Regions from separate parts of the Homo sapiens genome. Here all the other regions are linked to region 3. Evidence: chromatin contacts called from ENCODE Hi-C or POLR2A ChIA-PET data. All regions are on one chromosome and are shown on one strand. The core of a region is the stretch at or near the end of the contact, and the rest is flanking DNA. Distances in the headings are between cores, read along the strand shown.

Evidence for each region. Hi-C counts contacts between places; a loop is a spot of excess contacts on that map. ChIA-PET counts read pairs that join two places held with the same protein, here RNA polymerase II (POLR2A). Pooled maps may share reads with other maps.
Region 1: a map of CD4-positive, alpha-beta memory T cell shows a loop between it and region 3 (8-fold over the local background). The contact joins two enhancer-like sites. A Hi-C loop is called at or near these places in 4 of 168 maps with a recorded cell type or tissue (CD4-positive, alpha-beta T cell, CD4-positive, alpha-beta memory T cell, CD8-positive, alpha-beta T cell and 1 more), 1 of 37 single-sample maps with no recorded cell type and 10 of 50 pooled maps. POLR2A ChIA-PET finds 5 or more read pairs at or near these places in 8 of 52 experiments (CD4-positive, alpha-beta T cell, CD4-positive, alpha-beta memory T cell, CD8-positive, alpha-beta T cell and 5 more).
Region 2: a loop to region 3 is called in a map of PC-9, with 3 times the contacts of the local background. The contact joins two enhancer-like sites. A Hi-C loop is called at or near these places in 1 of 168 maps with a recorded cell type or tissue (PC-9) and 2 of 50 pooled maps. POLR2A ChIA-PET finds 5 or more read pairs at or near these places in 2 of 52 experiments (IMR-90 and activated CD4-positive, alpha-beta T cell).

The regions. Positions count from the first base shown.
Region 1 is chr12:67,629,308-67,632,279 of GRCh38, reverse strand. No RefSeq gene overlaps it. Among named protein-coding and RNA genes, the nearest start is that of DYRK2, 18 kb to the left of the region's middle. Within about 2 kb of position 1,384, at least 4 of the 41 ENCODE cell types and tissues checked have a DNase peak (open chromatin) inside an H3K27ac peak, as active enhancers do.
Region 2 is chr12:67,709,475-67,712,717 of GRCh38, reverse strand. LINC02421 (long intergenic non-protein coding RNA 2421) reads left to right here. Exons shown (of 5, transcript NR_110063.1): 5 at 2,033-3,243. Among named protein-coding and RNA genes, the nearest start is that of LINC02421, 18 kb to the left of the region's middle. Within about 2 kb of position 1,922, at least 2 of the 41 ENCODE cell types and tissues checked have a DNase peak (open chromatin) inside an H3K27ac peak, as active enhancers do.
Region 3 is chr12:67,482,169-67,485,248 of GRCh38, reverse strand. No RefSeq gene overlaps it. Among named protein-coding and RNA genes, the nearest start is that of LINC02408, 36 kb to the left of the region's middle. RefSeq lists enhancers at 395-574, 795-844, 1,405-1,454. Within about 2 kb of position 1,753, at least 10 of the 41 ENCODE cell types and tissues checked have a DNase peak (open chromatin) inside an H3K27ac peak, as active enhancers do.

The DNA.
Region 1 (2,972 bases), core at 135-2,634, 150 kb before region 3:
GGGCAATGAACACTGAACTCCACAGTGCTTTGTTTCCCTGGCTGCCTCCTGTGTTTATCCAAAGTGATTTGAAGGCTGTCTGAACTCTTGCTCTAGGCAGAATTGAGTGACACTCTGACACTTCCAGTTCATACTGTTTCCAGACTTCCGGAGCTTCTGCCATTACTTTATAGTCTTGCCCTGTTGGCTCCCTGCTCCTGCTGGGGGAACAAAAAGTCATTTTCCTGCCTTAACCATTAGCTGGTAAGGGTTTTAAGATATTACCCCCACTCTAGGAATGTCTATTCTCTCAATTAATTTAGAGGAGAAAAATGAAGACCCTCTCTCCTCCAAATCTATAGGTATAGGTAGAAATAAAGCCACCACAGGGCAAAAGATTCTTAGGAAATTTCCCTGGAAGATAGAACATTTCTCAGATTCCTCTCAAATCACAGTGCTTGAAGCATGGTCCAGAGGCCTGCTTAGGCTATGAGAATGAATCGAGTTTAAGCATTCCTTCAAATCTATCCAATTGTCTGGTATTCTTGCTTTTCAATGAAGATTTCCAGATAGAATGATGGAGAAAATGAGTTACTGGGAAAGACTATGAAATAGCCTTAGTCATAATGAAAATCTCTCCTTCCACTTGTTCATTTCAGTCAGAACCAGTCGTTTTCCATCAGCTTATATGATTTCTGAAACCCAACATCCTTCAGAGGAATATTCCAGGAGAATCTTATAAAATGTCAACCTATTTCAGAAGCAGCAGAGCGTAACTCTACCTTATTCCACATCATATTTAGTTTAATGGTGACTTAACTTTCAGAAGATTTATGCAAAAGTAGTAATAAAAGTTGACAACTTTCATTTGTAAAAATTCTGAAAAGGAAAGGAATTATTTTTATTCTATTATTTTGCTTTTCCTCTGCTAGTATTTGAATAACATGATTTCATACTGCAACAGAAGCTTCAGGTCATAAAAAAATGGTTTCTTCTGTTTCTTCTGTGTAGGGGAAATCATTGTCATAACTATGTAGGGATTTAATGGCTCAGTTTACTCAATAATTAAAACTGTTTGTATGTAAATGGCAAAGTTAGAAGTTGCAAAGTTAGAAATTACAGATCAAAAGCAGCCTGCAGATATGTTTTGTTTGGCTTCCACAGTGTTTTTTGAAAATGTGAACTAAATGCCAACATTTAAAAATCAGGAGATTTCATGTAAATATCCAGATTTCTGGCTTTTCTGGAAATAAGGCAAAATCTGTCTGCACTGTGCTTCCTCCTAGTCCTACTTGGCAACGGAGAACATCCCCCACCTTTTGTAGCTTCAGCCCTCCCCACTTCCCACCAGTGCCTGCCCTGCAGGTCACCGCAGTCCCCACCACTTCCTGTTATTGTGTGTGTGCTAGGCTGGCTTTACCCATTGACATTACCACCTTTCTCCAGCAGGCATTTAGATTTTTAATTTTACTGTAAGCTTTGTATTTCCTGAGATTTTCTCACCGCCATTTCTCTGTTGCTACAAATGTATCCTGACATTTCTTTCTTTTCATTTCTTATGCTCCATTTCTTGGTGCTACTGCTGAGACTAACAGAGGTCAATTGTAATTTGGGCATTCACGCTGAAGCCTTTCAAACTAGTTTGTGCATAAATACATACCTGGCACAAGAAACATTGTTTTCTCTTGTGCTTGAAAATCAAACCGATTTATACTTAGCACCGAAGAGTGCGAAGACCCTAAAACCACTGCCTGTGTAATAGCTCACTGCAGTAAAATCTTTGGTTTTACTCTTTGGTAACCTCTTGCAGCTTTTCTAGACAGAGTTAGCTCTATTTTGGGACTCTTTTTCTACATCAGAAGCACACAACTGATATCTTACTGTTACTAGTTTGCTTTTCCTGAAAGCAGTGTTGAGGTTCTGAACTTCTTGTAGAAGTTCATAAACATGGTTTGCACCAAGAAACAATTCAAATGTCTCATTACTACAGAAACACTCAGCTATAAGTAATATATTCAGAACAGAGATGATGCTTAAAGCAAACTCTTTCTTTGATATACTTTAAATATTTGTACCCTCTAAATTTTATGTTATAATTTGTTCCCCAATGTTGGAGGTGGGGCCTGGAGGCAGGTATTTGGGACATTCAGGATCTTTCATGAACATTTGTCCTTGCATAATAACTTAGTTCTCCCTCTGTTGGTTCCTGGGAGATCTGATTGTTAAAAAAGAGCCTTGCACCTGCCCCTCTCTCTCTCTTGCTTCCCTCCTCTTGCCATGTAATGCCCACTCCCCTTCCCCTTCTGCCACGATTGGAGGCTTCCTGAGGTCCTCACCAGAAGCAGATGCTGGTGCCATGCTTCTTGTACAGTCTGCAGAACTGTCAGCCAAATAAACCTGTTTTCTGTATAAGTTATTCAGTCTCAGGTAGTTATTTATATCAACACAAAGTGAACTAAGACATTATTCAACATCGCTGTTTAGATACCTGATAAATAAGGATATCGAACTTAACGTAGCCAGTATTGAACGTGTGATTTCTTCCTCTCTACCTCTGTTTTTCCCAATATGTGTTTCTTATCTCAGCAAATGGCAAGTCTAGACTTTCCATCACTCAAGCCAAACACTTGGGTGTCATTCTTGATTCTTCTCTCGCTCTTACACATCACATCACATCCATCTGCAAATCCTGTTGATTTTACACTAAAAAATATCCAGGATCCACCTACTTCTCACTACTGCCACAAATATCACCATGCTCAAAGGCACCATTATCTCTCCTCTGGATTACAGAAGTAGCCTCTTAACAGTAGGCATACTGATCTCTTCACAATGTAAGATCATGGCACTTCTCTTCTCAAAACTCCCCGACAGTTTCCCATTAGCCAGAGCAAAAGCCAAAGTCTCTGGAGTAGCTAAAAGCTCCTGTATAATTTATGTGCTCCTTTTTTGCCCCTCTGGTGGTTTGCCTTGTTTCGCCCTGCCTTGCTCAC
Region 2 (3,243 bases), core at 673-3,172, 230 kb before region 3:
GTAGTGTAAGGAATAGCTCTAAACTGGGGGAATTTTGCAGGAAATTATCTTTACCAGACCTACATAATTAGATACTAGAATGGTGATTGCAAAGCTGAAAGCAGTTGATTTAGGTACCTTACTTTAATCGTAATCGCAAATATTCTGCTACATTATAGTTGATAAGTTTAATAAATAAATGGTTAATGTTTATCTGCACCCATCTTCTGTAATGTCATATACAAATTTTTTGTTGATAAAAATTAAATCTACATTAGAGCATAAACTATATATTTTTGCTACCTTTTAGTTTAAGCCAAAAGTTCTAAAATACAGAGACATAACTACAAAGTAGTTTTGAGACTAATTTCCAATCTTCCCCAACAATTTTGTTTTCTTCATCATCTTTTCTATCTATTTATCTATCATCTATTTTTTTAAGGCTCTTCCATTCCACATATATAGTGAAAGCCTAGCTAGGCAAGATTCCTTTTGGTTGACTGAATCTTCCCCACCAGCATTCCCTCACCCCATAAGATGTTCCTGGTCCCTCCAGAGGCAAGCTTCTTACAGTTCTCAGGCTCAGATGGCCCTGTCCCCCAAAGCTCTACCTCCTCAACTTTTCTCCTGAGGATTGAGTCTCTCTCCTTTCCCCATGCAAGCTCTCCACGGAGGAAAGTCTTGGTTTCTCTTTGATGACTTGGCCTTCCTATAAAAATTGTAGAGAAGCTGATTAATAACAGCATGAGGGGACTTTAATTAATTCACTTTCTCCCACCAGGCATTAGACATATGCAGGCTGTGCTACAGCTAAACTTTAAATAACCAAGAAATGTCAAAAGAGAGATGTGGCATCCACATTCCCAAGATGATATGGTGCAGGAACAAGCATTTGGCTGGGTTTTAGGAACCTTGTGTTCCATCCTCCCTTCTTCTGCCACAAACACACTGATGGCATGAGGTGGGTCCCACTGATAATGTGCATGGCACATTCTTTACAAAGCATCTTCAGATCCATAAGGAAATCCCATCTTCTGCCTGAGCTTTATTTTGTCCCACATCCACTCCCCCACACCATCCCACACACCATCATTATCCCAATTCCTCCAGCTTGCCATCACTCTAAGCAGAAGATAATATTTTAAATTAATCTTCCGAGGCAGGCGGATCACTTGAGGTCAGGAGTTCGAGACCAGCCTGGCCAACATGTTGAAACCCGGTCTCTACTAAAAATAAAAAAAAAAAAATAGACGGGCATGGTGGCAGGCGCCTGTAATCCCAGCTACTCGGAAGGCTGAGGCAGGAGAATCACTTGAACACGGGAGGTCGGGAGGTGGAGGTTGCGGTCAGCAGAGATCATGCCATTGCACTCCAGCCTGGGCAACAAGAGTGAGACTCCATCTCAAAAAAAAAAGGAACTACAACTTATAACTACAACTTATATAGCACCTACTACATGCTACCTATAGCAGTATTTAAAGTTACCTCCTTTAACACAGTGTTCTAGAGAGGTGGGCATCATCAACCCCATTTCACAGGTAAGACCTGGAGCTTACATTTGTTGTTTTAAGTCACAAATCCACTTCAAGGTGGAGCCTGAATTTGAGCCTATCTGTCCATGCTGTCTACACTACACTCTCTAAGCAGCAAATGTCACTCTGGTTTTATTTTCCACACTGTGATTTGGTCCTTCCTTTCACATTCTTGCCTACATAATTATTCTGTCTTCTTTAAACTGCCACTCTCGTCTCCAAAAGAGAAATCACTTTTTAAACTTAAAGTAACATAGAGCAAACACTACCATTTTGAAACGGGAGCACCTCTCCCTGGCTCCCACAGCACACCCTGAATCTGGTCTATGCTGGGTTTGTCTGGAGAACTAGAGGCCGGGCAAAGATTGTGGACAGCTGTGCCTTTATGAGGGTCAAAGTCTGCCTCCTAGGACTGTGAACAGAAAGGAGGAAGTTTACCCATGGCCATATGCTGACTACACAGTGTCCTCCTTCCCTCCTCTCATTCTGAGTCACCAGGGAGTCCCGTCTGTTTTTCACAGGTTCCAGCTGAGGCACCCAACAGCAATGATGTTTTGTGAAAATAGTGTGTGATTTGGATGCAAATGATCCTGGGTTCAAGACTTGCTTCTGTAAAGAAGAGAATACCACACTCTCCTCTCCCAGTCATGTGGGGAGTTAATCGAAACCCACGGAAAGTGCATTGCATAAGGTGGGTGTCTGATAAATGCCCACACCTTTGGCTTCTCCTCTACTGATAACTCTTTTTCCCTCATCTTCCTGATGTAAAAGGTGAGTGGGAGCCTTTATGCCTTTCCCTGAAAGTAGAAGCCAGCCTCACCCCAGCCTGTGAGGCTGCTGAACCAGCCTCTTGCCCTTTCCTGCGTTTCTCAGGGCTTCCACCCTCCCCTCAGGCCCTTTCACCTCTCCATGTCATCTCTTTATTCAGTTCTCCACCAAGCCTTCCCCGCTACCTTCAGGAAGCTTTGCAAACTGGCACGAAACCCTAAATTCACAGTATAGAGTCTGGAATGCACTCCCCACTGCTTGGTGATCCGTCATACCATACTGTTTTCTGCTTATCTTTCTCTAAGACAACCTGTACCCTCAATCTGGTGCCACTTAACATGGCAATAAGAGTGTAGTAAGTAGGGCCACTTCACATGGTCTCATTTATGTAGATGCTTGTTCTTTCAAGCTTGTCACCCCCAATTCAGTATCTACTATAGATACATTGACAGGGCTTGGAAATTGACCAGAGTATGGTCTTCCGTGCCTTCAAATTGCTGTGTGGGGCTTCTGAGAAGACAAACTTTGGAAATTGCCCCTCTTTTGCAGAGGATTCAGCGGAACTCAGGAATATGCCAGTACCCACCTACCCTGTGATAGCCAGCCTCTAAAATAGTCTCCAGCGATTTCTGGCTTCCAATACTCACACTCTAATATGGTCCCCTCCCACACTGTATCAGGGTTGGTGTGTAACCAGTAGAGTGCAGGAGGAGTGGTAGATACCACTCTGGAAGAGAGATTATGGATGTCATTTGGTCCTGTCTTGCTTTCCCTTGGATCACTTGCTCTGGTGGAAGCCAGTGGCCAGTCTCATGGACAGTTGGGCAGCCCAGTGGACGACCTAACAGTTCGACTGCCACTTCATGGAAGACCCTGAGCCAGAACAAGTTAGTTAAGCTGCTCCCAGATTCCTGACCCTCAGAAACAGTGTGAAAGACAAATACCAGACTGACACATTTTTGGC
Region 3 (3,080 bases), core at 504-3,003:
CCGCGATCTTTTTTGGCACCAGGGACCAGTTTCATGGGAGACAGTTTTTCCACAGATCAAGGAGGTTGGTGGTTTTGGGGTAAAACTGTTCCACCTCAGATCATCAGGCCTTATTAGATTCTCAAAAGGAGCATGCAACCTAGATCCCTCACATGCATAGTTCACAACAGGGTTTGCATGCCTATGAGAATCTAATGCTGCTGCTGATCTGACAGGAAACTCAGGCAGTAATGCTTGCTCACCTGCTGCTCACTTCCTGCTGTATGGCCAGGTTTCTAACAGGCCATGGACCAGTACAGGTCTGTGGCCCGGGGGTTGGGGAGCCCTGATATAATAGAAATAGATCTCTCTCCCCCTGACATCAGCAAGTTGTATGCTTTCTAAGCATTATTCTCCTGCCTACTGAAAACTATATTTAGACTAAACCAAGAAAGATATTGCACTGAAGATCTCACAAAAAGCCTGAGTTACAAGTCTCAGAGGTAGAAGAAAGTAAATTTGCCAAACTAGGCTGTCTATTCCTCCACCAGAGACAGTACCATTGCAGGCCTGTGATGAAGGGGTGAAGACAAGTGTCCATGGTGCTGCAGTAGGCCCCAGAGTCCAGAGTCCTGGGTCCCTTGCACGGAAGACCCTTGTTAGCTTCCTTCATGTCTGCATGCATCAAAGGAAACTAGCATGGACCTCAGGCACCTCACAAGATGGGCTGTGTCTTTTCATGGGGACTATAGATATGTGAAAGCATTCAGGAGGACATAAAACATGTTCTCTAAGAGGGAGCCTTTGTATTCAGCTCCCTGTGGTCAGGGACTGCATTTTTGGAGCCAAGCTCCAAAAATATTTGAACAGTCAAACCACTCCAGTGTACTAAAGAGAAATGAGAAAAGGTAGTTTCTGCTCTGGGTGAAGAGTCATTGAGAAAGTTCTTCCTCCCTACCTTGGTTCCTATACATCTTAGTCCCATCAGATTTTGCTGATAAGCCTTACTTGACACATGTGGGAAACATTTTCACTAGAGGTTAAAGGAAGCTGGTTTGGGACTGAAGCAAACGGCTATGCAAGGTCATACTGAGTTCAGCTCAGAGTCTCACATCTCAAATATTCTTTCCACACCCTTCTTCTGGGGCAGTGGCCTCTACTGAACCTGAAGGTGTAACTTCTCTCGGGTGACATGGAGTGCATGCCCGGCAATGCCTCAAGAGCTGCAGGGCAGGGTGATACAGCCCCAGGGAGTGGCTACCTTCACTAAGAAGCAGGTTTCTAAAACCAGCATTTCAGGATCCTCCAGGCATCCCTTTGGCCTGCTCACCTCCAGCTTCTGTGTCCTATAGCACAGTATTTACTGACAGGGAGAGCCCTTCTGCCAGCCAAACCTGCACAGTGCCCCAAGCACAGGGCAAGTGGGTGACCAAGGGCTATGTTACAGGCCCCTTTCCAGCAGCCAAAGGACACGCATCCCAAATTTGATGGGGTTTTTGCCCTTGGTACCCATAGACTTTCAATTTTCTGGAGTAGCTCCACCTTTTGTTATGGTTTGGTAAACAAAAGGCAGTCATCAGGAAGCCACTAATACAAATGTCACCATGCACATCACCCTGCCGAAAACCAACAGCAGCCTGTTCAAATGCTACAGGATATTGAGAAAATGATGAGGAGGCACTGAAGACAAAAAAGCCAAGCTTCTCCTCTTCCTGGTCATGCTGCAGACAGCTTACTGGCTTGGCAGCCCTCCAACTCTGCTTCCTTTTCTAGAAGCTCTAGGTACCCAGGCTGCAAAGCTGTGCTGCCTGCCTGCTCATTCCGAGCACGTTTGCACTCTGCTTTGAAGGGGCCAGCCATAAATAAAGCACAGGCTGGGGATTCCTGGGCAGGCTTGCATAATCACAGCCCTTCCTTTGAAAGGGGGAACCATATTCTGATATGTGCCTGTGGCTGGTGGTTTAACTTTAAATCTGTCACCGGTAGCTGGTCAAAAGGTTTTATTCTCTGTAGCCCCCAAGTTTGGCAGACAGGCCTTTTCAAAATGGAAATATCTCCCTGATCCACTGATAGGCAGTTTGGAGACGGTGTGCTGATGCCAATTAAAGCACACTGTGGTGTTCTATTCCTCTTGCCTTGGTGCAGGCTACATCCTCTGCCCCAAGGAACATCCACCCATCCTCAAGGCCAAGTCCAACTCTCTCTCTAAGATTCAGATCAGATCCCTTCACTGAACGAATATAGATAGATTAAGCACTCCCTTTGTGAGCCTGAGAGATGTGCTCTGTGCCATCATTGAACTATCAGTCTGCCAGGGAAGATGACAAAAGTGATATGTGTACAGCCTACAGATGTATCTGCTATGGCAGTAACTTCATCTGAGTAGGAGTTAGAAGGTGACAGAAGAATTTCACTTCTCCCCAAATCCTTCCTGGCTTTCCCTGGGCACTATGATTGCTCCCTTCTTGTGTTTTGTCAAAGGCACATATCCCATCTGCTCACTGTGTGATATTTCTACACGTTGCCTGCCTCCCATCCCTCTCACCCTTGCCATTTTATTAAGAGGTCTTCAAGGTCATGGACTGTCCTATGAATCAATTATCTGGCAAATGTTCAATAATTGAAATAAATAAATCTCTGAAAATTTTTTTGCTCTGAAAAGCAACTGTTGTCTACCTAACACCAAGTGATCAATAGGCTTTTAAAAATCTCTGAGTAATCTCAGAAGTGACAGTGTATTTGACTATATGGAACAGGATCCACGTGGATCCACGTGGATGAGCAGATCCACGTGATGAGCAGGTGAGCAAAAGCAACATTGGTAGTTAATGCAAGGATGAGTTAATGGAGGCAGTGGGGTGAGGGAAACAGGGCAGGGTGTCTTCACAGCCACTGAATCAGAGGTTAAAACAGCCAGCAGCAAGGGCTAGGGCACAGGCAAATATCAGGGCAGGTTTCACCCTAGTGTTTCTGAATTATTTGCATCCAAATGATGAGGCAGTTTACTGAAATTGTGTGGAAGTTATTTCAATGCCACAAAGATATTTAAAATTATATTAACTCATTTGTACAGAATGCTGAATACTACATCTTGATAGTAA